7 separate regions of the Mus musculus genome follow, and all the other regions are linked to region 3. The links are chromatin loops, found by intact Hi-C in ENCODE. Cell type or tissue: gastrocnemius. All regions are shown on one strand.

What was found. Peaks named below come from ENCODE experiments on the same cell type or tissue, not always from the same donor. Only the 100,000 strongest peaks of a DNase experiment are listed, where the experiment ranks them.
Region 1: a loop joins it to region 3, with 3 times the contacts of the local background. A loop is called at or near these places in 21 of 42 quality-filtered maps.
Region 2: a loop joins it to region 3, with 13 times the contacts of the local background. A loop is called at or near these places in 39 of 42 quality-filtered maps.
Region 4: a loop joins it to region 3, with 13 times the contacts of the local background. A loop is called at or near these places in 13 of 42 quality-filtered maps.
Region 5: a loop joins it to region 3, with 5 times the contacts of the local background. A loop is called at or near these places in 12 of 42 quality-filtered maps.
Region 6: a loop joins it to region 3, with 2.4 times the contacts of the local background. A loop is called at or near these places in 3 of 42 quality-filtered maps.
Region 7: it touches region 3 in a loop (4-fold over the local background); 15 of 42 quality-filtered maps call a loop at or near these places.

Annotation. Positions count from the first base shown.
Region 1 is chr7:35,167,693-35,171,692 of GRCm38, reverse strand. Gm38988 (a long non-coding RNA gene) reads left to right here. Exons shown (of 4, transcript XR_003946743.1): 3 at 652-771. Among named protein-coding and RNA genes, the nearest start is that of Gm35889, 11 kb to the right of the region's middle. In gastrocnemius, a CTCF peak has its summit at 2,093; a DNase peak (open chromatin) is centred at 2,098.
Region 2 is chr7:34,405,459-34,409,458 of GRCm38, reverse strand. No RefSeq gene overlaps it. Among named protein-coding and RNA genes, the nearest start is that of Lsm14a, 18 kb to the right of the region's middle. In gastrocnemius, a CTCF peak has its summit at 1,762 (motif pointing left); a DNase peak (open chromatin) is centred at 1,740.
Region 3 is chr7:34,670,136-34,674,135 of GRCm38, reverse strand. No RefSeq gene overlaps it. Among named protein-coding and RNA genes, the nearest start is that of Gm12781, 12 kb to the right of the region's middle. In gastrocnemius, no CTCF peak of the experiment used is centred here; DNase peaks (open chromatin) are centred at 1,006 and 2,013.
Region 4 is chr7:34,437,242-34,441,241 of GRCm38, reverse strand. No RefSeq gene overlaps it. Among named protein-coding and RNA genes, the nearest start is that of Lsm14a, 50 kb to the right of the region's middle. In gastrocnemius, a CTCF peak has its summit at 2,135 (motif pointing left); a DNase peak (open chromatin) is centred at 2,175.
Region 5 is chr7:34,492,344-34,496,343 of GRCm38, reverse strand. No RefSeq gene overlaps it. Among named protein-coding and RNA genes, the nearest start is that of Gm35297, 52 kb to the left of the region's middle. In gastrocnemius, a CTCF peak has its summit at 2,256 (motif pointing left); a DNase peak (open chromatin) is centred at 633; H3K4me3 peaks cover 296 bases.
Region 6 is chr7:34,557,593-34,561,592 of GRCm38, reverse strand. Gm12784 (predicted gene 12784) reads right to left here. Exons shown (of 3, transcript NR_166595.1): 3 at 2,212-2,620. Among named protein-coding and RNA genes, the nearest start is that of Gm12784, 13 kb to the right of the region's middle. In gastrocnemius, a CTCF peak has its summit at 2,410 (motif pointing right); a DNase peak (open chromatin) is centred at 423.
Region 7 is chr7:34,614,961-34,618,960 of GRCm38, reverse strand. No RefSeq gene overlaps it. Among named protein-coding and RNA genes, the nearest start is that of Gm35378, 13 kb to the left of the region's middle. In gastrocnemius, a CTCF peak has its summit at 2,485 (motif pointing left); no DNase peak of the experiment used is centred here; H3K4me3 peaks cover 3,459 bases; H3K27ac peaks cover 2,855 bases.

The DNA.
Region 1 (4,000 bases), 500 kb before region 3:
CCAGCGGGACTTGGTAGCTGCGTTCGGTGGCTAGGAAGACAGAGCTTTGAGCCACATTGCTTTCTTCTCACTAGGTCCCCCTCGGGAGGCAGCCCCTCTACAAAAAAGCTGGAACATTCTGGCTGGTGTGCCGGTCGTGCCTAGAACTGGGAGAGACTGCAAAGCGAGGATGCCACGGCCCGAGGGTCACACGGGACCCAGCCCTAATACCTCTGCAGGCTGAGAAGTGACTGAAACCCTAGACAGATACCTCGGTTATATGGCGGGGTCTCCCCTAGGCAGGACAGGGGTGGCCTGTCTCAGCTCTCAAACCTCTGCTGCGTGCAATTTAATAAGCCCAGAGACTCAACTATATCAGTGACCCAGAAACCTCACTGTCACCCCTTCACCCACTTGGCACCAGCCACACCACTCCTTAAGTCGCTCCATCCTGTCTCAGGATCTCTATCCTTGCTGTTCTCTTGGTCTTCTCTCATAAATTCCCAGAGCCCATCCTCTCCCTCTCTTAAGAATGAGACTTGCTCCGACCTTTCCTTTGAACAGCGCACCCCCATCTCAGCTCTTTCTCCTCAGCCTGTCTTGCATCTCCCTTTGATTGGCATTGGAAACTCTAGATATTTTGCTTAATTATATTTTATTTTATTCTTTTAGCACTGAAGTATTGAACTGGAGACCTACATCCGTGCTAGGCAAGTGCTCTACCACCAGGCTACATTGTACCAGGCTACATTACAGCTCTTTGCTATTGGATCCTGAGAAAGCACTCTACCGGTGAGCCACAACCCAACCCCTTTTGTACTTTTTGTTTCGTGACACAAGGTCTCACCAGACTGTCGAGGGTGGCCTTGAACTCACTCTATAGTCTACACTATCCTAAAGCTCGTGACCCTCCCGTTTCAGCCTCTCAAGTAGATGGGATTACAGGCTTGTGCCACCAGGCCTGATTCTTACCTATTTGTATTGCTCATCTCTCCCATTGCCCACACCATCCCATGAGCTGAACACCCTGCTTTCTTCACTGAGGCAGAGCCTAGCTCGTACAATCTAGTTCAGTGTTAGTGCATAGTAACAGATGAATGAATGAGGGAACGAGCTAACGAATGAATGAATGAATTGAGTAGGGTATTTTGTACAAGGCTGACTCTCTCCTTCCTGAGCTCATCTGGCCATGGCAGGACAAAGGTTTGGGCCTTAGCTTAGCTTTCACCCATTCCCTGTAGAAAATTTCATGGGCAAACTTCTTATGGCCTGTCTGGGCTAGAATTTGGAGACAGCCTGAGGCCCGAGCTGCAAAGCCACAGACCACTGCAAAGCTGCCTCGCTTTATGGCCCCGTTACTTGTGGTTTACCTTCAGCAAGTTGTATTTAGTGATTTCAGGCACACACCGCAACTTGGCAGGCACTGGTCAGTATCCCTTAGCTCCACTACCTATGACTCTGGGGACATGCAGGAGTCAGAAAACTTCATGATAAAGAAAAGGAGATGCCTCACTCAAGGAGCACCAGATCTTCAAGGTGCTGTCCCATCTAGGAGAGGAGCTAGTTGGCAGTTGGGATATCTTGCTATTAGGACCCCATCCCCACCCCTTGCTAGGCAACACTGCTACTGGGAGATTCCCAAGTTTGGGCCGTGGAAATCATTCAGCTTAGGGGTGATCTGGACTCTCCTAGGCTCTTTTGATCTCCACGAGATATTTATATCAGCTCTCCCCTGCATTGGGCATATGTGACATCCTTTAAGTGACTTCATAAACATTTTAAGGGACAGCAGACTTGTAAACGCATTAAACTCCATCTCATCATTCAGACGGAGAGGTTTTATGGAGACGTGCACAGCTAAAGCTAGCCAAGAGATTTTAAGACACTTTTAGAGAAATGTCTTTGAAAAGCATTAAACCAATGCCCCGCTTTAAAGGAGAGAGGTTAAGGAGCCGTACGCCTCTAGTGTGTGTTTGGGTGGGGGTGGGGGGCTCCAAAAGGACCTGAAGGAACCCCAGAGGCTTCTGGGAGCACCACCAGACAAACTTCAACTCTTGTACACTGAAGGGTGGGACCGTGTTCCCGTAAAGGGAGTTCAGTCCGCAGTACCTGACATGCCCGGTAGGTGTCACTGCCAGGAGGAAATCCTAGCCAGGCACTGGTTATATTGAAGCTGCAGACCCAAGAGGACTCACGTGTGCTTTTGCCTTAGTGTTGGTGACCTCCAGCCTGGGTCTGCTTTGAGCCAGGGGCTACCACATGTCTTCCCAAGGGACAGAGCTGCCCTCTGACCATGTTGCCAGCTGGCAAACACTGGTCAGTAGCCCTTAGCTCTAGAAGCGCTGGCCAAGGCCAGGACTACAGGGACTGGTAAGTTCCTAAGTTGGGGCCAAGCCATTGCAAGGAACAACTACAGTGTTTCTTCTAGTCAGAGCCTCGAAGGGGGCCATTCCAAACTTGGAAAGGACCCAAACACATGCCAGTACAAGTAAATGCACCCGTATGCATATGCGCACACAAATACATATGTGAGCATACAAATATATATGCACACACATGCATTGATGCACACTAACACACACACATGCATAAATAACACACACACACACTCACATACACACACAAAGAACACATGCACACATTCACTCATATACATTCACATTCTCTCTTCCTAGGCTCTTGTAGGTAGGTGGAGAAAGACCCTCCAGGTGAATTTATCTGGGGAGGGAGGCTCTTCCTACCTGTCTCTTCTGCCCCCTCTGGACTGGCGGGAGGACTGAGGGGCAGCTACAGTGTCCAGCCGTGACTGGGCCTGTCAGAGCAGGGTGTATTCTCCAGGTTTGCCTTCTGCAGCTGTCTGGGGTTGAGGAGCAGAAATTCCTCCTGCAGTCTAGAGAAGTGAACTGGACTGAGAACCGAGGTGGATGCTACGGTCACTGTGAGGGTTGGGAGAGCCACGGAGGCAGCCTGAAGCTGAGCAACTCAACCCTCAGCTTGCTGCTGCCTTAAAGACACCTTGGTCCCTGCTGGAGTCCTCCTCCTCCTCCTCCTCCTCCTCCTCCTCCTCCTCCTCCTCCTCCTCCTCCTCCTCCTTTTCCTTTTTTTTTTTTTTGGACAGGGTCTCTCCATGTAACCCTTAGCTGGTCTGGAACTCACTACGTAGAACATGCTGGCTTCGAACTCATAAACATCGACTTGCCTCTTCCTCTCAGGTGCTCAGATTAAAGGCATGTGCCAACAGGCCCAGCAAGGCAGGGCTTCTCAGTTCCTTCGATTCTTCAGTTGTCTCAAACCTGTGAGAGCTTGAGAAGCTAGAGCACATGACCTCTGGTCCCTGCTGTCCCCTGGCCCGCATGCTGGTACATCAGTTCAAGGGTGACAATGAAATCATTTGTATCACCGTCTTTTGTGCCTGCTGTTGAGAGACATGGGGCCATGGGAGGCTGCGTGGAATCCAGCTTGCTGACCACCAGCCTTGCCCACAGTCCTTGGCAGGGGTCAGAGGTCTGTCACCTCCCCCCTGTAGATCAATATCTTCCAGTCTACTGTCAGCAGATCTTTGACCTGTGACCTGGCCACACATGGTGACCCCTGAACCTATTGGTCTTTCCACCAATCCTTGCCCTGGTCTCTGGGGTGGGTGAGGGACTGTTCCCTGGCTCTGGACCAGGCTTTGAGAAGAAGGGAGGGTGGGAGGCTATCTGTCCCTGTACTCCCAGTCTCTTTCCTTTCCTCCAAACTAGGGGCTGACACATACAGTGGAGGCTCTGCATGCAGGCCCCTTGGAGCTCCAGGGCCCAGGGATGCTATGCATGAAAGATTTAAAAGGCCTTTCAAGAGGCTGAGACTGGGGCTTTGGGGGCTCCAGCCTCAGGGTGCTTTCTGCTTTGTCTCCAATGTCCCCAAAGCCACCTAGTAGTGCCAAACTTTTGTGCTTGGACTCTGGGGCTCACAGCCTCATTCTCAGCATGGTCTGGTTGAAATAGGGTGTAGTGGGAGATGTCATACAGCCAACATTAGG
Region 2 (4,000 bases), 260 kb after region 3:
CATGTCTAGGTTTCAGGATGAAGTATCGGTATTTTTCCTCTTCTTCCTGGGGACCTGTCCTTTCATTTTCTAACCATCCTTCCCTGGAAACAGATAAGAAGGTGTGTGTCAACTATGCTGCTAAACAACATTGTTTCTAATGAAAATGACCCCCTAGTTGTTAACTTTTATCTAGGCAAGGAATTGCCATAGCTTTGGGCTCCTTTTCTAACTGCCAGTTCTCCCTTGGGGATGGATCTAGAAGCCAGGCCTGCATGCTGAATTGTTATCAAAGAAACTGTTAGCCAGGGGGGGCAACATGGCGCCTCTCACACCTGCCCCTCACAGATCTTGTCTCCATAATCTGAGCCATCTCTAAGCTTCTGCAAGGCTTCCCACTGCTAGGACTATCTATCAACATTCTTGCTGTCTGTGTGGATCCTGTCCCAGCTCCTTCTGAAGACACCAGTGAGACTGGGATTCTTGTTTGGTTGGATCCTAGAAGACTTTGCCTTGGGCACTGCCGAGCGGTAAGCAACACCCTTAGCTCTTCCAGAACCCTCGATTCAATTTGGCCAGAGGACTGAGTTGGGCAAGGTGGCTCACATCTGGAATACCAGGATTCAAGGGCTAGGGTCAGGCTAGGTATGGTGGCACACACCTTCAGTCCCAGTATTCAGTATTCAGAAGGCAGAGGCAGGCTGATCTTTGTGAGTTTGAGGGCAGTCTGGTTTATGTAATGAGATGCTGTCTCAAAAGAAAGTAAAAGAACTAGAGACAGGAGGAACATGAGTTCAAAGCTGGCCTGAGCTACATAGTGAGACACTTCTTTAAAATATGTGTGTGTGTGTGTGTGTGTGTGTGTGTGTGTAATTTTTTAAAGAAAAGCTTGAAAGAATCTACCTACCTTTCTTATGATATGGAAAAGTCTGTATTGCATGAGGAGATAAATCAGATTGGAATCAAAACAAATCCATGCTGAACAGAAACCGCTCAGAGTCCACCTAAGGGATCTAAATAGAACCGCAGCGGCAGGTGGGCTTCCGGGATAGATTCATGTGCACCTGAAATGGGTACTAGGTGGGTGCAAAGAAGGCTATTGAATAAACTCAGAGACCCCATGCCTGTGATAGGACTCTAGCTGAAAGAGCAAGTGTGACTTCCAGATGGACTCCAACTGTGTCCAGACTCTCATCTTCCCGTATTCCTGTGGAATCGTTAAGAGCGCCGGGCGCAGAGCGCAAATGCAAACAGGCACCGCTACTCCAGCACTACTGAATCTGGAATCACAGATGAAGGGTTAAAGAAAGCTGCCCCTGTAGAAACGCTAAAGAAACTGGATGTGGTAGTTGCACTCCTGGAATCCCAATCTTCAGGAAGCTGAAGCAGGAGGAGCAAGAGCTCCAGACCGGCCTGAGCCTCAGAAAATAGAAGAGACGGGCATGGTGAGCATGCCTTTAATTGAAGCTCTCAGAGGCTCAGGAGGGCCTGATCTATATAGTGTGTTTCAGGACAGCCAGGGCTACCTGGAGAGACCTTGCCTCAAAACAAACAAACAAACAAACAAACATACATACATACATACAAAAGAAAACTACGGGCTAGAACCGGTGAAATAGCTCAGTGCCTAACTTGAAAGCCTGAGTTAGAGCCTTATGATCCACCTGACGGAGAGAGAAAGCTCTCTGAGGATGTCCTCTGACCTCCGAGACACACAATAAATAATGACCGCTCTAATTCAACCCTACACCGCAGGCAAACAGCTGTCCTCTGCTGCCATCTAGTGGAAATCAACAGGAATGTGAGCATTGCTTAAAGCGACAGACTAAATAAATGGGTTAGTTTTTTTAGCTTGGTCTCTTATGTACTCCAGGCCAGACCAGAATTCACTGTAACTCAGACTGGCCTTGAACTTCAACCTTCCTTCCTCAGCATCCAGAGGATAGAATTACAAGTATGTACCACCATTTCCAGCTCGTGAGTGGTTATTTTAAAGGTCTTGAGTTGTTCCTTAAGAGTAATAAAAACTCTGGGGCTGGAGAGATGGTTCTGTGGTTAAGAGCACCGGCTGCTCTTCCAGAGAGTCCAGGTTCAATTCCCAACACCCACATGGCAACTCACAACTGACTGTAACCCCAGTTCCAGAGGATCCAACACCCTAATATAATCATACATGCAGTCAAAACACCAATGCACTTAAATAATAGATGATAGGTAGATAAATAGATAGATAGATAATAGATAGTTAGATGATAAATAAAATAATTTTTAAGGATTACTGAAACCCTTCATTTACATATAGTATTTAGCAACGCGTGCTTTTATAAGGAAGTTGAGTAATTTTCGCTGTAGTTAGCTGGATTGGGGGGAAATTATCATATAATACTATATGATACATAATTTCTTTCTTTCTTCCTTTCTTCCTTTCTTTCTTTTTTTATTTATTTCTTTATTTCTTTCTTTTTTAGACGGTTTCTCTGTGTAGCCCTGGCTGTCCTGAAACTTATTCTGTAGACCAGACTGGCTGTCCTCAAACTCAGAAATCTGCCTGCCTCTGCCTCCCAAGAGCTGAGATTAAAGGCGTGAGCCACCACGGCCCGGCTTGATATATAATTTCTAAAATTATCACAGTAAGGCCAGATGTGTCCCAGCACTTGGGAGGAAGAGGCAGGTGGACCTCTGGAAGTTTGAGGCCAGCCTGGTCTACATAGCCACTTCTAAGCTAGCCAAGGCTATATTGAGAGAACCTTTCTCAACAAAACAAAGCCAATGAATAAACAAATAGGCACAATAAAAGCGGTAGACTACTTCTCTAACAATTAAAAGCACTGATGGCCAATTGCATAGGATATGGGGCCCATATCCCACTGGGTACACAAACACTGGTCACAAAATCTTTTTCTATTGAAGCCATTAACCAAAGTTCCAGGAGTTGACCAGCAAAATGCCCTACCTAAACATTTAATTGTAAGCTTATGTACGTCTCTGAAAGCGTCAACTGAGCTGCTAAGAAGGATGGCTTTGAGTAAAAATGGTCAACTGCCATTGACTGACAGCTAGATGGTGTCACAGCTATCAGCTTATGTTCATCGGTTGTGTGGGAGGTTGTTTGCTTGTGTATTTGTGGGGCTGGGACTTGAACCCAGAGCCTTGCACAAGCTCGACAAGCTCCCCACTCCTGAGCCGCATTTGCCATCGGTACTTTAGGTTGTGTTTTATGAATGTGGAACTTTTTTCGTGGGTCCATCCCTTGCAGAGGCCCTGGAGACTACATCTAGGAAACTGTTGTGGAAGTCTCTGGTGAGGAATGGAGCTTTTTAAATCAGAGCTGCCCTCAAAAAGACCCAGTAGGGGTTGTTTGGTTTGGTTTTTGAGACAGGGTCTCATTATGTAGCCCTGATTGGACTGAAATTCACTATATAGACTCCCACTTAGGTAAAGGTAGGGGGTAGACTTTTATCTCAGGTTAGTTCAATCCTAAACCCCACCTTGGGTGCCAATTTGTTGCTGGAATTTCCAACCCAAATAAGCCCATATAAAAACCACACAATCCAGTTATTATAATTATAAACTGTATGCTTGCATTGGGCAGATCTAACATTATATTAACTTATTCCCCAGCTATGAGACCCCTTGCTACTTGTAGTTTCTTCTGGTCCATCATGGCTGCCTTCTCCTCTTCTTTTGTCCTCTCCCCTTCCCTCTTATCCTCTTCTGGGTCTCTACCTGCCCCCATTTTCAAACCTTCAGCCCCACCTTTCCCCTCCACTGCCCAATTACAGGCTCTAACCTTTACTGACCAATTAAAATGGGGAGAAGGCTCACATGAGATCATCCAAGCATGTGATGGACTGCTCTGCGGGGGTTGGGGGGTCGGGGGGTCGGGGAGAATGGGGGTGAGTCAAAGTGGGCAGCTGAAGAAGCAGAATTAACATCAGAATACAAACAGCATCAGGCCAACCAACAACACAGGATGGATGGCCTGGAACATACAAAGATCAGCTTGCCTCTGCCTCCCCAG
Region 3 (4,000 bases):
AAAGCTATAGCCAGCACATCCCTGACCCTGAGTGTGACCTCAGCCTTATCTACACACCTAATCAAACACCTCAAGGCTGACAGATTACCCACCCTTGAGGATCTGGCTTTGGGGGAGGGGAAGGCAGAGCTGTCTGTGAAACCTCTCCTTAAGTTGGGTGCCAGAACTGATTCTGAAATTGGCACAAGTCAGAGTGACAACGGAAAGGTCCCAGTGGGAGCTCTGTTGGTGCTTACAGTATGAGTGTGACTGGGGCTGTGTCTACAAGGAGAGGGAAGCACTTTGTATTAGGAGCAGATGTCCGTTTGCCTGTCTCTCCAGGATTGCTGAGAACCTCTGCCTGCCTTCTGGATCCGTCTGTGGGGCAGATATATCCAGGTCGTCCTGGGAGACCACTCCCAAAGCTGATGTTGGGTCTGTAAGGAGAGACAGCACCAGGTCCCCCAGGCAGTAGATGCTACTGGAATCCAGCTGGCCTCATACTGGCTACAGCTAATTCACCTCCATTTTGCCTTTACTGTAGTGGTCTCTGGAATCTTCCAGGATTGGAACAAGTGACTGAAGCTGCCTTCTGTCTTGGAGCCACATTCATCCAGGAGCCCTGAGCAAGGGTGAGGCTGCCCTCTGGTTCCAGCTGGAAGTGACCATCTGATAGGGAAGGACCCAGAGGGATGGGGAGGAGGATCAAGTCACAGCCAGAGGGGTTTAGGAGATTCATGGAAGGCAGATGTCCAGAGGCTCAGAAAGCCAAGAAGGTCACCCTGACTGGAGCCAGAACCAGCTCTAGGCAGACCCATGTGAGAGATGCTAGAGAAGCCTGGAAAGCTAGAAAGCTAACTGTGGCCCAGAAATAGCAGGCGCTAGCGAAACTGAATTCACAACGGAGAAAGTGTCTCTGGTTGTGGGTACATTTGGCAGAGCTTGGGGCAGAGTGTCTAGGAGCTTCTGCTCAGCCAAAGGACACCTAGAGGCCCATCTGGGCAGCCTGTACTGCCACTTGGTCTGCTGCAGCTCATTGCCCTGGGCTACTGCCAGAGAGGGGGTGGGGGGCAGTCAGGGAGGGGAAGAAAGGAAGTGGGGGAGAGAAAGGGAGAGCATGTGGGGATGGGCTAAAAATAAGAAACCCTCGCAAGGTCACTCTTCAGTGTCACCCAAGCAGGAGCTAAGCTGGACACACCTACATGCAATGTAGCCATTACCAGTTTTAAGGGAGGAGGGAACAAGACCCAAGACTCTGACAATTAGCACCACCTTAATGGTCCCCAGGATGGCCATCAACTGAAGGCCATAGGCCCAGCCCTGAGGCCCTGCCTCAAATTCATTGAGGTATATCCAGCCTCACAGCCTTGAGCTAGACTGTGGAACACAGGAAAGAATGTGCATGCAGGGATGTGTCTCTGTCTCTCTGTCTCTCTGTATGTCCTTCTATATGGACATAAATGACTGGATGATGGGTATACGTGTAGGTGGAACTATGGACAAGTCCTCTGTCCCCTTTCCTCTCTGGTAGCACCTTGTATTCATTACTCAGTCCTGTCCCAATTGCTCACCATTCTCCCTGAAAGCAGACCATCTGATCACTAGGAAGGGTCACTGGGGGAAAAAAAATCAAGGTTGGAGAATAGCTGTCCAGTCTCAGGCCCTCTCCTCAAGTGTGATCCATCCCCCAGGGCCCCACTAGGACACACATGTGGGTACACACACACACACACAGATTCCCCACCAGGCCTTTCTTTATCTTTGAATGGCTGACCTTCCCTCGATGTAGAAACCATTGTCAGGATAGAAACAACTGGTATCCAAAGTCCTGGGTCCCTCCCTCAAATACCCTGGGGAGGCATTCAAAATCCAGACAGGTTGACTCAAACCCTGTACCAAGCAGACAGGACAAGCCACTTCTCTTTCTCCAGTGTAGCATAATTGCCGCCAACGGGGACTTTATAGATGCAGAACCACTCATAACCAGCAGGTGGGGCCAAGTCCCTGCTCCTAAACAGAGGCCGGTGCATCCCTAACTGGGCCACCAGGTGGCAGCAACATTCCAGAGTGGGTGACGCTAGCCAGTGCAGAAAGAATTGCCTCTCCCTAAGATGAGATTTCAACCAACCTCCACAGAATCTCTGGGAAGACCCCAGACGCTACTTTCTAACCCACCAGTTCCAAAAGAACCTGCCCGAGTACCAAGCACCCCAGCACCTCAGCTTCTCTCATCCCTCAGATGGGTCCAAGAGCTGGGTTACCAACACCAAGCAAGGCAATGGTTTCCACTGTCCATCCGAGAGATACCAGGTATTCTCTGACCTCACTGGAAACGCACATGCACACGCGTGTACACACACATACACACCCGTGCTCACATTGCATACACACCTTCATGAGCATCACCTCTTCTGGTATTTTAAATAAATGGGAAAGCCCAGTAGGCCCCTCAAAAGTAGGTATTTTCTGTTGGGTCCTGTTCTCCTTCCAAGCAATGGTGTTCTCCAATGCCCACCCTATGTCTCTGTCTCTTCCTCCAAGACATCGCCAAAGCACAGTCCTTAGGCTAATCTATCAACAAAACATAAAATTAAAAGATTTAAGCGGGGTGGTGGTGGCACACGTCTTTAATCCCAGCACTTGGGAGGCAGAGGCAGGTAGATTTCTGAGTTCAAGGCCAGCCTGGTTACAAAGTGAGTTCCAGGACAGCCAGGGCTACACAGAGAATCCCTGTCTCAAAAAACAAAAATAAAATAAAATAAAATAAAATAAAATAAAAGATTTAAAAGGGCATAGGGGTGCACACCATGTAATCTCAACACTCAGAAGGTTGAGGCTTTGAGACTGTGATCCTGAGCTTCAGACAGCCAGCGCTGCATGGCACAATCCTCCCTCAAAAATAAACAAAACAGAGTCGCCCTCCAAGGCTTGCCTCAACCCTGCTCTGTCTTTCCCACCAAAATGCATCCCATGGCCCCACGGCCTCTCCTCCATCTCTTCTTTCTCTAAAAATATCCTCCCACCCCCACCCCCACTCCGACGCCCATCCCCATCCCCATCCCCCCACCCCCTACCCCCCTAAACAGGTTGGCACTGGTTCTTCAGCAGCCTCCAGTGTTCTGAGTCCAGCAGCCTCTCACCTGCCTGTGCATCCCCTGGAGGGCAGAGCTCAGCACCACCCCTATGCTGGCTTCCCAGTTTACACCTCCACCCCTGACCTCTAGCAGCTCTCCCCCCACCCTGCCTTGTCCAGCCACCTGCCCCACATCTGTATCAGCACATCCAGAAGGTGCCTCAGATCACCTACCCTACCTGAGCCTCATCTCTTCCAAGTCCTGCACCCCCCTCCCAGGACTCCCACCTCAGCCCACCACCCCTGCACTCTGTCTTACTTCTTGAAAGTATCTCGAATCCACCCCCTTTCTCCCTACTGTCTTTTCTTCTTTACTTCCTTCTTTCTGTTTTCTAAGGCAGTGTCTAGCTACCATAGCCTCTGCTGGCCTTGAATAGACTCTGTAGCCCAGGCTGGCCTGGCTCACAATCCCCCTGCCTCCACCCTGTAGTATTGGAATCAGAATCATGTACCATCAGAGGCTGCCCATGTCTTTTCCCTATTTGGAGCTGTCACGTTTTGTTTGTTTGTTTGTTTGGGTTTTGTTTTGCTTTGTTTTTCAAAACAGGGTTTCTCTGTGTAGCCCTGGCTGTCCTGGAAGTCACTTTGCAGACCAGGCTGTCCTCAAACTTACATAGATCAGCCTGCCTCTGCCTCCTGAGCACTGGGATCCCACCACCATGCCTAGCTGGAGATGTCATTTAAACCCATACCATTGTCCTCTCTGGCCTTGGCTCTTGAAGTAATAAGAAGTAAGAATAACCAGGTACAGTGGTGCACATGCGAGATCTAGCTTTGCAAGAGACCCAGGCAAGAGAAATGCTCTGCGTACAAGGCCAACCTGGGCTACATACTGAGTTATAGATCAGCCTGGGCAACAGAGTGAGGCGCTGTCTAAGAAAATAATAG
Region 4 (4,000 bases), 230 kb after region 3:
CTTCAATTCTAGGAGATGTGTGGCCTCTGCAGGAATCACACACACACACACACACACACACACACACACACACACACAGAGTACATTTACATACATTCAGGAAAGACACGCACACAAATAAAATAAAAATAAAAATAAACCTTAAAAAATTATTTACCAATCAATCAATCAATACAACAAATGAGAGATAAAGCTGGACTTGTTTTTGTACAATAGTATAATGCAAGAAAAAAACTATAAATGTGTGTAGAAATCGTGGGGTGATTTCTTAGCTCTACTCTCAGTATCACAGACAGACCAAAGCAAACTGCAGGACTCAGGTGCAGTTTTCAATGGGCTCAGGATGATCAGGACAGATAGTGGGGCTAATTCCAAGGCAGTGAGGCTCAATGTTCAGGAACTCAGGCTCTGAAGTCTGACAAACTCAAGTTTACATTTTCCATAGTTAACCTTAGACAAGCTGTGTGGATCAGTGATCTGTGGCTAAACAAACTGCATAAACCAAGACTGTCCTGTCTCTCACCCCTGGCTATGTGAGTATCTTTATGGCATGGCAGCTGGCTTCCCACAGGGCTTAGGCTTGGAGAATAATGTGATCTAATTTGGTTTACATTCTAAAGAAATTATTCTCACTACGGTATTGGGCTCCATCTCAGGTCAGTCTTGAGGTGGCCTCCCCCACCCCCAAGCTATCTCTCCAGCCTGATTTCTGCAGTCTTATGAGCCGCCTTCCTCCCCTCAGAAGGGACTGTTCCACTGTGGAGCAAATAGCTCCACAGGGATGGAAACACAAAGGTGCCGTACCTGCTCAGACTCTGGATTTGGATGAAAAAAAAAAAAATCAAAGTTTGCTATTGGTTCTATGTGAGGAAAAGAGAAGAGTCATCAACAGCTCTGACATTTATGATCCAAGCAACTTAAAAGATGGAATCACCACTTACAGAACGGTAATGAGATGCAGGAAGCATAGGTCAATGTCTTTGGGGGGGGGGGGAGACAGGGTCTCTGTGTAGCCCTGGCTGTCCTGGAACTCACACTGTAGACCAGGCTGGACTTGAACTCAGAAATCCGCCTGCCTCTACTTCCCAAGTGCTGGGATTAAAGGCATGCGCCACTACTGCCCAGCGTAGGTCAATGTCTTAGTTAGGGTTTCCATTTGCTGCAAAGAGACACCATGACCAAGGCAACTCTCTTTTTTTTTTTTTTTTTTTTTTTTTTTTTTTTTCCCAAAGCTGAGGACTGAACCCAGGGCCTCTACCACTGAGCTAAATCTCCAACCCCAACAAGGCAACTCTTATAAAGACAACATTTAATTTCGCCTGGCTTACAGGTTCAGAGGTTCAGTCCATTATCTTTGGCAGGAAGCATGGCAGTGTCCAGGCAGGCATGGCACTGGAGAAAGAGCTGAGAATTCTACATCTTGTTCCAAAGGCAAACAGAAAACTGACTCCAACAAGGCCACACCTCCTAATAGTGCCACTCCCTGGACCAAATATATTCAAACCACCACACACACAGCAACAGCAGCAGCAACAACAACAATAGCAGCAGCAGCAGCAGCAAATCCTCTTCTTGTTAAGGCCAGGGTACTTTTCAGAAACAAAACTCACCATTTCTGACCAGCCCTAAAGCTAAGTCAAGTGGGCTGGCATAAACCACCTGTAATTCCAGTTCCAGGGCATCTGATGCCCTCCATGGGCACTGCACACACAGGATGTACAGACATACACCTATGCACATAAAAACAATAAATAAACAAAGCTTGATTTTAAAATACCTAGCTGGACAGGGCTTCCTTGGGTCTAGGGAAAGTTATGTATTATAAAATGCCCCCATCGCTAACAACCAGCCAACACCCAAACAGCACAACTTACTGTGAAAATTAATTCAGGGAGGTTTAGCTTCATAAAATGAATAGTTGGCCTGGGAGGAATGGGAGAGGGGCATGTGTTTCATTGTTGTTTTTTTGTGGGGTGGTTTTGTTATGCCTGCCACTTATGAAATTCTAGGTTCACTGGTCCCCGGTCAGGTGTATTATTTAACAGCACAAGGGGAAACTGCAAACATGCATAAACCATGCATTAATGCATCAGATGACAAGGTCTAAGGACATTTTGGTAAGTACTATAAAACACTGCCCTCTGGTGTTAAGGTCGTCCCGTATTTTTAACAAAGCAGAGGGAGAAGAGAAGTGACTCTTTGAGATACCGAAATCCTTACCATCAGGGGCTTCTATTTCTGACTTGCAAAAAATTGGGAGCACACCCCCCCACACACACACTGGATTTTAGTAACCTGGATAAGGGGCTCCTTCCCTGCAAAGCCCGAAAGACGAAAGTCATGTTATTTCACGCTTTCTCAGCCAACATGAGTGGAGCCGTCTTTTAAAAATAAGTATAGAGCAAGCTTATGTTGGTGGGTGCGTGCTTCTGTTTGGAGGCCAGAGTCTGACATCTGATAGTCTCAGCCACCGCCCACCTTGTATTTTGAGAGAAGGTCTTACCCTGAACTGGAGATCATCACTTTGGCTCAGCTGGCTAGCCGTGGGTTTCTGGGGATTCACCAGTCTTTGCCTCTCCAGCGCTGAGATTATAAAAGTGTGTGGTGATGCTCAGCTCTTGGTATAGATGCTGGGGATCCAAATTCAGGTCCTTGTGCCTCCACATCAAGCACTTCCCCAGGGAGCCATCTCCACAGCCTTCACACAACGTAGTCTGAAGCACAAACTACTGTGACTGAGCATGGATTCTTAGGGCTGACAACGAACTGAATACATCTTAAAACCGTGTTAGCTTCAGGCATCCACAGTAGGCTTGCTTTCTCTGCCATAGCCTCCCCACTCAGCATCAGAGTTACAGTTCAGTTAAAAGGAGGGGTTTATCCAGTGGTGCATGCATTTGGCAGGCTGACCAAACCAGACCCTAACAGACACCTAGACCAAGGCAACTCTTCTAAAGGACACTATTTAATTGGGGCTGGCTTACAGGTTCTGAGGTTCAGCCCATTATCATCAAGGTAGAAGCATGGCAGCATCCAGGCAGATGTGAGGCTGGAGGAGCTGAGGGTTCTACATCTTGTTCCAAAAGCAGCTAAGAGAAGACTGGTGTTCAAGTAGCTAGGATAAAGGTCTGAATGCCCACACCCACAGTGACACACCTACTCCAACAAGGCCACACCTCCTAATTGTACCACTCCCTGGGCTAAGCATTCACAAACCATCATACTATCTTAAAAAAAAAAAAAAAAAAAAAGACCAGTGAGAGATGGCTCAACCAGTAAAACAGGTAAAGGCACTTGTCATCTTGTCATGTAAGCATGACGACCTGAGTTTAATCCCTGGAACCACAAAGGAGGGAGAGAACCAACTCCTGGAAGTTGTTTTCTGACTTCCATGTGTGGCATGCATTTCCACGTGTGTGTGTGTGTATGGGAACACATAAATAGTAAGTGTCTTAGTTAGGGTTTTTATTGCTATGAAAAGACCCCATGACTACAGCAAATCTTATAAAAGAAAGCATTTAATTGGGGCTGGCTTACAATTCAGAGGTCTAGTCCACTGTCATCATGGTGGGAAGCATGGTGGCACATAGACAGGCATGGTGCTGGGTCAGCAAGCAGAGAGGGAGACACTGGGTCTGGCTTGAGCGGCTTGAGATGTCAAAGCCCATCCTGAGTGACACACTTCCTCCAAGCAGGCCACACCTACTCCAACCAGGCCACACCTACCCCAACCAGGCCACACCTCCTCATGGTGCCATTTCCTATGGGCCTATGGGGGCCACTTTCATTCAATCCACCACAATGACTAAAATAAATTTAAAGTTTTTAATTTCTAAAAAAGAAACAAAGAAACTTCCCTAAAAGGTAACCAACTAGTTAAATACAGGGGGTAGCCTTCTGTGCACCAGTGGCTACACCAGACCTACACACCCCTGCCACATCTTGGCATATCAAGCTCCCCACACTGCCTTCACACACCTCTCTGGTTCATCTGACCCCG
Region 5 (4,000 bases), 180 kb after region 3:
AGAGAGAGAGAGAGAGAGAAAGAGAGAGAGAGAGAGAGAGAGAGAGAGAGAGAGAGAGAGAGAGAGAGAGAGAGAGCAGTCACTCTGATTAGAGATCATTTAAACCATCACCATGCCTTCTTCCGTTAAACAGCAACAGCGGCTGATGCCCAGTAGCAGGAGGGCCCAGAGGACCCCCATGCTGGGCTCAGGAGGTAGCAGCAGCTTTCACGAAGGATTCAAAGGATAGAGCAGTGATCTGTGGCCACCACGGTTGAGGCCTCGCCACTCAAGAAAGGAAAGCTGAAGCTAAGGAGTGGATCCCCATCACCATGCTGGACCACTTGGACAAGGACGTGAAGATCAAGTCCCTGGAGGAGATCCGCCTGTTCTCCTGCCCACTGAGGCATCCTAGATTACTGACTTTTCCCTGGGCGTAGCCCTAAAGGATGAGGTTCTAAAGATGCCAGTGCAGTAGCAGACTGGCTGGCCAGCGGACCAGGTTCAAGGTTTCATCGCTACTGTGGACAACAATGCTCACGTTGGTCTTGGTGTTAGGTGTTCAAAGGAGGTAGCCACTGCTATCCAGGGGGCCATTATCTTGGCAAAGCTTTCCGTTGTCCCTGTGCAGCTACTGGGGAAGAGGCTTGGCAAGCCCCACACTGTTGGACACAAGGTGACAGGCCTCTGTGGCTCTGCTCCTGTGCCCAAGAAGCTGATGATAAAGGCTGGTATTCATAACTGCTACACATCCATCAGCCAGGGGCTCCACTGTCACCCCCGGGGGGCAATGTTGCCAAGGCCACCTTTGATGCCATCCCCAAGACCTACAGCTAGGTAGCATTCCACCTCCCCACCCTGCCACCCACTTACACCCTGATGTCTGGAGAGAGTCTGTATTCACCAAGTTCCCTTCTGAAGAGTCCACTGACTGTCCTGTGAAACTCATCTCAGAGTCTCCGTTCACAGGGCCTGCTTTTCTGTCATATGACAGGAAGGGGCAAGAAGGAACCTTCTGGAGTGACAGAAGCCACCCATACCCCCCAGTAGGGTGGTTGTCGTTCATCCACACCGTGCCATCAAATCAATTGGCCTGGAGATTTAAAGTCTGTGTATTTCACCGGATGTAAATTTTACCTCGATTAGGATTTCATTTTGCAAAGCATCAGCTCGGAGGAACGCCGCGGGGCTAAGTTGTCTTGCTTCTTCGCTGTAAGCTTTCGGCGTTTAAAAAAATTAAACACTTGTCTAAATTACTTTAAAATCTTTAAGCTTTGGAAAATTAAACCGGTTTCAATTTGCAGCTTTGTGTTATTCTTGTAGAACGGGACATCAAACCCCAGCCCCTCCTCCTTTTCCAGCAGTGTCCGAGGCATCTTAACAAGGAGACCAGCGGGAGGTCCCAGGGCGGGAGTCTCCGGGAGGGAGAAGCAGAGTTCTGCCGCTCTGTTCCCTAACGCGGGGCTACTGCACCAAAGAAGAAGAAGAAGAAGAAGAAGAAGAAGAAGAAGAAGAAGAAGAAGAAGAAGAAGAAGAAGAAGAAGAAGAAGAAGAAGAAGAAGAAGAAGAAGAAGAAGAAGAAGGAAGAAGAAGAAGAAGAAGAAGAAGAAGAAGAAGAAGAAGAAGAAGGAAGAAGAAGAAGAAGAAGAAGAAGAAGAAGAAGAAGAAGAAGAAGAAGAAGAAGAAGAAGAAGAAGAAGAAGAAGAAGAAGGAAGAAGAAGAAGAAGAAGAAGAAGAAGAAGAAGAAGAAGAAGAAGAAGAAGAAGAAGGAAGAAGAAGAAGAAGAAGAAGAAGAAGAAGAAGAAGAAGAAGAAGAAGAAGAAGAAGAAGAAGAAGAAGAAGAAGAAGGAAGAAGAAGAAGAAGAAGAAGAAGAAGAGGAGGAGGAGGAGGAGGAGGAGGAGGAAGAAGAGGAAGAAGAAGAAGAAGAAGAGGTGGAAGGGAGAAGAAAAAACTAATCAGACTTTCAAAAGATTCCGTTTCTGAATGTTAAGACTTATTTGCATATCAAAATTGCCTTCGGATGGTGGGCAGAATTAGAAAATTAAGAAAGACTGTTAGAAGGAGAGAAAGAAGTCAAGCAAACTCAGGGGTGTTAAAAGCGCTTCCCTCAATCCGGGCAGGGTCTGTGAGTAAGGAGCTAGACTCCCGAATCGCAGTGGCTGAATTTGGACAAGACCATTGCTTCGAATGCATTTACTAACTCAGTGATAAACACATCTCTTTTATTAAAAAAAAACAATCCACATCTATACCACACGACTCCCTCTAGTGGATCTAAAAAAATAACGACTTAAGATGACGCCATCCATTTTGAAACAGTAAAAGAAATTACTCCCCAAAATAATCTCTGACCAGTGAGTTCCCCGACCTCACGGTCACTACAGAGAATTAATTTTACTTTTGTGGAAGTAGAATTTCCCACACCCTTTCCTTCAAAGAAAGGGGTACTTCATATTCATCCAAATAATTAACCACTCATACATCAGAGGATGATAGACATTTCAAACACTTTACACCCGGGTTAAAAAAAAAAAAAACCTGAAGATTATTGGAGGTAGTCTGATCCTCGATCAAAATCATAAATATTCAAAGCATTTCACGGTGGCTTTTGAGTCACAGACAAATGAAAGGGCCCTGACAAGAGCCGGCTTGCCCACCCGGCACTCCAAAGTGTTCGAAATTGGGTTAGTGATCATTTTTAATAAGTCATCATGCCGCTTGCATTTTTACTTTTGTGAAGTAGATCTTCAAATATCGCCAAATTATTCCTCAGACCCTCAAATCGCACACGCTGTTTAGAAGTCTTACTTTATCTTGCCCCAACAACATCCTCCTGCGTTTGAGGGCACATATATAATATATAAGTAACAAAGTGGCACGCACTTGCTGGCCTGGCATGGGAGTTTCTTACCACTCAGGCACAGATGCCACAGCAAGGAAATGGGCAGTTAACAGGGATCAAAGATGTGCCTTTCAAAGAGGAATTGAATTCACCTCTGGAGGTTAACACAAGTGGCTCCCCCCCACCACCACCACCATAAGACAGGCGCTCATGATGTAGCCCAGGCTAGCCTCCAACTCCCCCATCTTCCTACCTCTTCCTCCTGAATGCTAAAACATGTATGTGCCTGTCTCCCGAGTACCATTTTGATAAGCATACACCAAACCTCGTTTTATTTTGTTGTGTGTGTGTCTTGTTTTCCTATCACAAATAGCAATGAATACAAATACCCACCCCTTTTAAAAATAAAGGACTTGGGAATGAAAACTCATGTCAGAAATGAGAGCTCTTATAGAAGTGAATGCAGATAAAAATTCTAATGGGAGAGTTTGTGGTTTGGTCTGGTGCTGCTTATATTCAAATGCTAAATTCTGTACCCCACGAATCGGTTGCTCCCAGATGAGCAGATCCTCACATATATCAGCCTTTGTTGTATAAACCTTGCCCCCAAGCTATCCCTGACTGGTTAACAAAGATGCCTACAGCCTGGGCTGGGCAGAACAGAGGTTCCTGGGCTTGGGGGTCTCAGGCAGGGACCATGAGAGGAGAGAAAGAGGGAAGAAGACATCATGAATAGGTGGATGGTGAGCACACAGCCAGGGGGGCTGGCCTGTTAGAATAGGAGTGGCCCAGGAGAAACATGGCAAGTGGTAGCTCCGTGTTATTGACAGGGAAGTAGACAAAATAGCATAGGGAGTTGGTATCTGCCCAGCTCTAGTGCTTTGAGACTTATCATAAATATAAAGGCTTTTGTAGCTTTTATTTGAGAACCATATGGCCTAAGTGGAGGGCGGGGGGGGGGGAATAATATTTAGCACAACAGAAGTTGCCTACCCCTGGAAAGAACATTTGGGGGTGGGGCACATCTGTGATTCTAGCATTTGGTGAGTTCAGGGCCAGCCTGGGCTATCTCATGAGACTGTCTCAAAAAAACAAGACGAAACAAAAAATAAACTCTATCTGGATTAGTTAACTAATTAGTTCAACCAAATGCCATTACCTTTGTTTCCTGTTAGCTG
Region 6 (4,000 bases), 110 kb after region 3:
ATCCAAGAACAAACAAACGGAGTCAGAGGCCTGCTGCAGTTCTCCTTGAGGAAACCCAGAGTGAGGTGGTCCCCAGCATCAGTCCCTGTTTGAGTGCCCACCTAGCCCCAGTTGACTTGGTTCCCAGCATTATCCCTGGAGAAAGTACCACAGATAAAAACAACAAGGAGACAGGAGGAAGGGCGAGAAGGGAGGGATGGGGAGAGGAGGGGGAAGAAGAAAAGAGGAAGAAGGAGAGACAGAAGCAAGAATGGTGCTGACAGAGAAGGAGGAGGAAGGGGGAGCTCCTATCTTCAGAAGGGTAGACCAGCTTATGGAGAGACCATAAGCAGGGACCCTCCATGACGCATGCAGATGGAGGCATGGCATCCATGTCTGGACTTTAGCAGGAGGCTCGCTCATTCTGGAAAGTCGCCCTGGCATCATGACTCCTGGGAGTTGGCTGTGGCTGCCATCACTCTCTCTTTACAGAGGAGCAGACTGAATTTGGAAGGATGCTGTCACAGGAACACTTGCTCAGCAGTCAATATCTGTGTGGTGGCCACAGGCTATGCTGCAGCACTGCTGTTCATACCCTGAGCACTGCTAGCTACCGTAACTTCCATTGTTACTACTGTGAGGGTACCATTATTATTACTCCTGCAACAGCTACAACTACAGACTAGTCTGTGGCTGCTGTTACTTCTGTTGCCATGGCTACTATTGCAACTGCCATCTTTATTACTATCATTACTTGTGGTGAGCCATGGAGTCCTGAATATTATTGACATGAACACAGCCACAACAAGGACATCAATGTGTCATACCCATAGGAATGGCAATGCCTCCCTCAGATCAGGATTAGATGAATGGCAAAGCCTTGCCCTGGCCCAAGCACCTGTGTTAATGGACATTTGACCTTTTAACACCACTGTGTGCAGAAATGATCCAATGTGCTCTCTGTGGGCACACACACATGTTGCATACACCAACACAGATGCACATAAATATAACCCCACACATGTAGCATGTATCAACACAGATGTATGTATACAAAGAAAAATAAAAATTGAAAGCAGAGAGGGGGGGCAGGAATATCTTCCTGCAGACATCTTGCTTCTGTTTGCATTTCCCTATTTCTTTTCACCATGTGGGGCATTGGTCTTATGGGTGAAATGACAGGGACAGAAGTATTCTTCCCAGAGAAGTGAGGGTTACTTCTGTCACCAGCTGAGAGTCATCGCCAGCTGAGAGTCATCGCCAGCTGAGAGTCATCGCCACCTCCACCCCCAGAATGGAAACACATGAGGGAAAGGAATAGCTATTCTCCTCCTCAAGTTATCCTCAAGGGATCCAAGGAGGTTATTTTTATGTGTGAAGGGGCAACACACATGCCAGGGCACATGAGTAGAAAGCAGAGGACAGCTTCCAGGAGCCTGTTTTCTCTTCCACCACATGGGCATCAGGGATCGAACTCAAGTCTTCAGACTTGGCAACAAGCACCTTTTCCCATTTAACCATCTTGTTGGCCCTATAGGCTACATTTCTGCATCACTCAGTGTAAATCGGATTGGCTCAGAGGTAGAGACCAGGAAAGGAGTGATGTCCAGGCCTAGATATCCACTAGGGAAGGTTTTCGTGAGCCTTGACCTATGGGAAGCTGTGTCTGCTTTCCATCAAGCCAGCCCCAACCAACTCAGGGAAAACTCTACTAACCATTTGGGAGCATTGAGCCGAAATCACAGGTTGTGAGTCTGGCAGAAAGATGAACGGGAGGTGGAGTCTATAGAGATCCTCTGGCATGAGGCACCCCTCTCTAACAAGGGAGAGGACCCAGAGAGTTCTGTTTAAATGAACTTAATCTGAAATGAAATGCATAGCGGTAAATGAGAGGCCTGGCTTCTGCTTCCTAGGAGTGCCCTGGGTTCTAGCTGGAGAGGGGCAATCAGGGAATAAGTGGCCAGAAAGGACCCTCTCCCTTTTCAACCTTAGTATTAAAATCCCTTTGATGGTCCCATTGGGCCTTAGGCCAAAGGAAGGAATGAGTTCATGAACACCATTAAAGGACTAAAAATAACTCACTTATTTCTCAGCTAGAATGGCTTTGCCAAGGTCTGGGAAAAAGCAAAGGGTTAGAAGGAGGCTGGACCTTGAGAGCAAAAACCCACAGTAACAAGCAACTTCTATTTATGGATTGTATCCCATGATATTGAGGGTCATGCAGCTGAGGAATGGAAGGAATGATGGTGGAGTCACAGACATCCATTTTATTTTCTCTAGTTAGGTGAACTGTCCAATTTTTTTGTACTTCTGATCGACACAACTTTTGCTCTATCATTTAGGAGGTTTTGATTCTTTTTTCCAATTAAAAAAAATATGTTTACATGTGGATCTATGTAGGGGTATGTGCACATGTGGGTGCAGGTACCTGAAGAGGCCAGAAGAGGGCGCCAGATCCCCTGGAGCTTAAGTAAGAGGTTGCGAGATGCTGATCCACTCACTGTGGGTGCTGGGGATGGAACTTGGGTCCTCTGGAGGAGCAACAAGCACTCTTAACCACTGAGCCACGTCTCCAGTCCTGTATGCATTTTTGAGGTCACTGCTCACCCACACTCAGGACCCTGGGACCTGTCCTGAAGCTCTTGTCTGTGAGTTAAGGCTTTTACTTTCTATATCTTCTGATTCCTCCTGCCAGAGCCTTGAGTCAGTGATCACTTTCATCCCTTAGTGTTCCTCGGGAGGTAAAGAAACAGCTGTCAGCATGGAGACAAGGCATCTTCACAGATCTGTGGGTGCTGACCACAGTCCCATTTCACAGCTGAGTGGGTGGGAAAACTCAGCAACTGCTTCCTAAGTAATGTGAGTAGAAGGGACTCTCCCCGTTGTGCTGACTCCTCCTCACTCTGTAAACTCCAGGGATTGTCCCACACCAGCCACCATACGCTACTCTCTTAGGTTGTCATAAGTTAAGCAAGGCTGAGTGTACGGAGTATCCAGTGCAGAGGGAAAGGCCACCACAAGCCTTGGAATTGGGCACAGGAGGCAAGAGGCCAGGAAGAGAGACAAGAACAGCCACCTGATTAGGGGATGGTGACCTCAGGGTTCCAGTAGAGGAAGGCACTGGGCCTGAGGATGAGAGACATGGGATGGCCCAAGGCTGTGGGCAGGTGTGCAAGTATGCAAGTCTGTAAGTGTCCATGCACGTGTATCTGCATGCATACTGGTATGCAGGTGTGTACCATATGCAGGCATATGAGTGTGCAGGCGTATAGTGTGTTATATGCAGGTTTGCAGGTGTATGTGGGTATAACAGTTTGAATGAAAGGTCCCACAGATTCTCAGGCACTTGGATGCTTGGCTCCAGTTGGTGGCACTGTTTTGGGGAGGGTTAGAGGTGTGGCCTTGTTGGAGGAAGTATGTCACTGGAGGCAGGCTTTGAGATTTTAAAGACTCAGGTTTGCTCTCTCTGCTTCCTGTTTGAAGTTCCAGATGTGAGTGTGCCCTCGGTTACTGCTCCAGCCACAATGCCTACCTGCTGCCATGCTTTCCCACCAGGATGGTAATAGATTGTTCCTCAGAACTGTATACAGGAAATAAACCCTTCTTCTATAAGCTGACTTGATCAGAGTGCTTTACCAGAGCAATAGACAAGTCACTAAGACAGTGAGTGTATAAATTTGCAGGTGTCTAAGTATTTACATAAAAAGGTATCCTGCATGCAGGTTTGTAGGTTTGCAGATGTGCAGGTGTGCAGGTTTGCAGATGTGCAGATGTGCACGCATGTTATTGTATCCAAGAGTTAATATACACAGGCAACCAGGCAGGCAGATGGGTAGATATGGGGTGTTCAAGTGCATGAATTCAGGTCTACAGGTGTACTGGTGTGAGTTCTCAGGTATACAGGCATGCAGGTGTACAGGTCTGCAGAGGGGGCCTGGGAGGCAGGCTGCTGCCCTCTGGGTGAAGTGAGAAGCTGACCCCTTATCTGACCTCAATCAAAAGTACAACAGCAACAAAAAAG
Region 7 (4,000 bases), 55 kb after region 3:
TTAGGCGGCAGGGATTGTGGGCTCCACTATAACCATACAGGACCACGGTAGTATAAATGCTGTGTTGCTGGCTAGGGTATTTTAAAGCAGAGCCTGACTGTATTTACTAACATAATGGACAAGCCCAGAGACCACGGAGCAGGCTGCTCACACGACTTCTCTGGACAGAGCTTCTCTGGGGCTCTGCCCCTTTTTCTGCCAGTTCTCAGCTCACTTTCTCAGGTGTCTTTTTCTCTCAGATACTCCAAAGACTATCTTGGTACCCGCTCAGCTGACATGCTTTCTAGCTCCCTACACAAGACTGTGCTTGCGACACTACAGAAGATAGCCATGGCTGGCAAGAGCCTCCGTCTTGTCAGCTTGCCGGCTTTCCAGAGAAATCTTTTTCTTTGACCCAACAACTTATTCTCAAGTCATTGCCTGTTAAAATGAGTTCACGGTCATTTAAATAGGAAGTTAGACTCCATGTAGAAATATCAGGATCATTAAAAATGAACAGAGCTGGGCTAGAGAGACGGCTCAGTGGTTAAGAAAGTGTGCTGCTCTTCAGAGGACCAGAGTTCAGTTCCTGGCACCCATGTCTGGTGACTCAGCGCTGCCTCTAATTTCAGCTCCAGGGGACTTGATATCCTCTTCTGGCCTCTGTGGACACCCACATGCAGGTGCAGACACCCCCACACAGTCACATACACATAAAATTAACCCGGGGGGGTGGGGAAGAAGAAGAAAATAACAGATCCTTCCATCTCAGCTTCACCCTGGGCCGAGGAGGGGAACCTCTATGCCCACAATGATCTCACATAAGCAGTGGCTGAGACTGGGTGAGAGTAACTAATCTTTGTAGTTAACAAAAACCCTCTGAGTGCATTGCATGGTGCGATGTGAGAGAATAAAGGAAAATTTAAATTCTGAAGAAGCAGAAAAGGAGCAAAACGCCAAGGGCGGCAGAGCGGTTGTCTCAGGGTGGAGGCAGAAGCAGTTCTATCTGGAGCTGCAGGCAGAGGTCAACATCTGTCTGATGTAACTCATGCGGCCTTGGGTGGCCCATGGTGAGGACCTAGAACTAAGATCTTTGCATGAACCGGGATCCTAGCAAGTCTGTCCACTCTTGTGAAGAGGAATTCTAAAACTGAGAAGACTGCTTAGGGGAGCGACTGGGATCCCTGGTCTCTGACTGGGAGCATGCTGGTGAGTGCTGATGAGAGGGCAAGAGCACAGCCACCTGTATGCACACACACATACCCCTGTATGCAATACACCCCTGTATGCACACACATACACACATACACACACCTGTATGCACACATACCTGTCTGAGCCCCCACTCACATTTGTATGAATGCCTGTGAGCACATGTGCGCACGCGCACGCACACACACACACACACACACACACACACACACACACACACACACGTGTGGGGACACACCCATAACAGAGTATACAGGTTGCATTTCCATGTGGGACAGGGTGGGGTGTAAAACTCAGTTGAAAATAGACTTCTAGTAGTGAAATGTGCATGCACAAAAAGACAAGGACAGTGAAACACACCTGCTGTCCTGGGTATTTAGAAGGCTGAGGCAGGAGGATAGCTAGGAGCCCAGAAAATGCAGAAGGAAGCAAAGGGGGATGTTTTCCCAAGAAATATCAGGTCAGCTCATTCTGGAATTGATGACAAATTTCCACTCACAATTCAACCACTCTCAGCAACCTAAGAACAGAACAAACACAGAGAGTCACAAGGAGATGGCTGGAAGACAATGGACAGTAAGGAGATGTGAAAGCAGTTACCTTTTCAAAATTGAGGTAAGGTGAGTTTATTGTCCAAATGCCATAACCCAGTGTGTCCCAAATCATTTACTTATTTTATTTTATTGAGATAGGGTTTTTCTGTGCAGCTCTGGCTGTCCTAGCACTCTCTATGTAGATTAAAGGGGTGAACCACCACACTATTCAACTACTTAAAAAATGGTTTATAAGCTGGACGATGGTGGTGCACACCTTTAATCCCGGCACTCAAGAGACAGAGGCAGGCAGATCTCTGGGTTCAGGATCAGCCTGGTCTACATAGAGAGTTCCAGGACAGTTAGGGCTATACAGAGAAACCCTGTCTTTAAAAATAATAAATGATGTATTTATTTTTATATTTATGTGCACTGGTATTTTGCCCATGTGTATGTCCGTAGAAGGGTGTTAGATCCTCTGGAACTGGAATTGCAGACAGTTGTGAGCTGCCTTGTGGGTGTTGGAAATTTATCCCAGCTGTTCTAGAAAAGCAGCCAGTGCTGTTAACCACTGAGCTATCTCTCCAGCCCCACAAATCATTTTCAAGTGAGTCTTTAAACTAGTCAGTTGATGAGGCTGGAGAGGTGGCTCAGTGGTTAAGAGCATTGCTGCTCTTGGGAAGAACCTAAGTTTGATTTTTTTGCACCCATACTGGATGGCTCACAACCACCACTAACTCCAACTCCAGGGGATCTGGCTCCCTCTTCTGGCCAATGCCAGGACCTTCACTCATATACACATATACAAGAAGCATGAACATATACATAATTAAAATAAATCTCTAAACTGTTCTGGTTATTGTTTTTTATTTTTATTCCTCTAACGATGGATCCCGGGACCACTTACATGCTAAGGAAGTGCTCTGCTACTGAGATGTGACCCCAAAAGTCATTTTTTTTCTTAGTCACTCAACAGGGAAAAGAAAAGGCAGCTGACTATAGCACGCCACCGTCCTAGACACTATAATAACCATATTTTAAAGACACGTTATGTAATAGGGACTATAGAGACACAGGTTAATGCTGAAATGGCAGGGATAATGTAATCAAGAGGAATAAGGACTGTTCAGTAGTTCAGAGTGTTGCCAAGCTTATGGAAGACCCAAGTTTGATAGCCAACACCCATGCTGGGTGACTCTAAATTATCTGTAACTCCAGCTCTAGGGGATATAACACCCTCAAACTTCCCAATACACATGCAAACACACACACACACACATGCATACACTCACACACAAACAAATTAAAAAGAAAAACACAATCTTTAAACTCTGTTTGAAGGAGGAAAGGTTAGTATTGCTGGGTATAGAATTTCCAGGAATTCTGCACCTCAGGAAATAGTAAAAGAAGAAAAAGGATAGAAAGAAATGGTAAAGGAATCAAGTAGAGTCCATGAATGTGCTTCCTTCCTTCTTTGTGGTTCCTGTCAAAGAAATATGAACCTTAGCCGGGCGTGGTGGTGCACGCCTTTAATCCCAGCACTTGGGAGGCAGAGGCAGGTGGATTTCTGAGTTCGAGGCTAGCTTGGTCTACAGAGTGAGTTCCAGGACAGCCAGGGCTACACAGAGAAACCCTGTTTCGAAAAAAAAAAAAAAAGAAATATGAACCTTGAGATGTTGAGATGGGGAGAGGAGGTTCTTCAGGCTGAGGGATGTAAAATAAATTGAAACTCATATCAACACAAAGAAGAATGGAGAGGTGGGAATGGTAAGGAGGTGGGTGATTATAAACACTTTCTTTCTCTCATTTGTTGTTTGATTGTTTTGGGACAGGGTCTTGGAATCTTCCTGCCTCAGCTTCCTGTGATGGGGAAGCAGGGGTCAGAAAGACACAGCAACACTTTCTGTTGGTAGAATTGTGTGGAGAGGCTATTCACATTTGGACAAACCAGGAAGCCAAGGGAACCAGGGCCTGATGGAGCCTTCAAAGGCCCCCCCCCCCCCAGTGATTTACTTTTGCCAGTCAGTCCCCACCCTACCTTCTAAAGACCTCACAACCTTCAAAACCAACACGAACCAACCAAGAGTTCAAAACCTGGGCTTGTGAAAAATGTTTAAGATTCAATCCAGGGCTGGAGAGATGGCTCAGTGGTTAAGAGTGTCGACTGCTCTTCCGAAGGTCATGAGTTCAAATCCTAGCAACCACATGATGCCTCACAACCATCTGTAATGAGATCTGATGCCCTCTTCTGGGGTTTCTGAAGACAGCTACAGTGT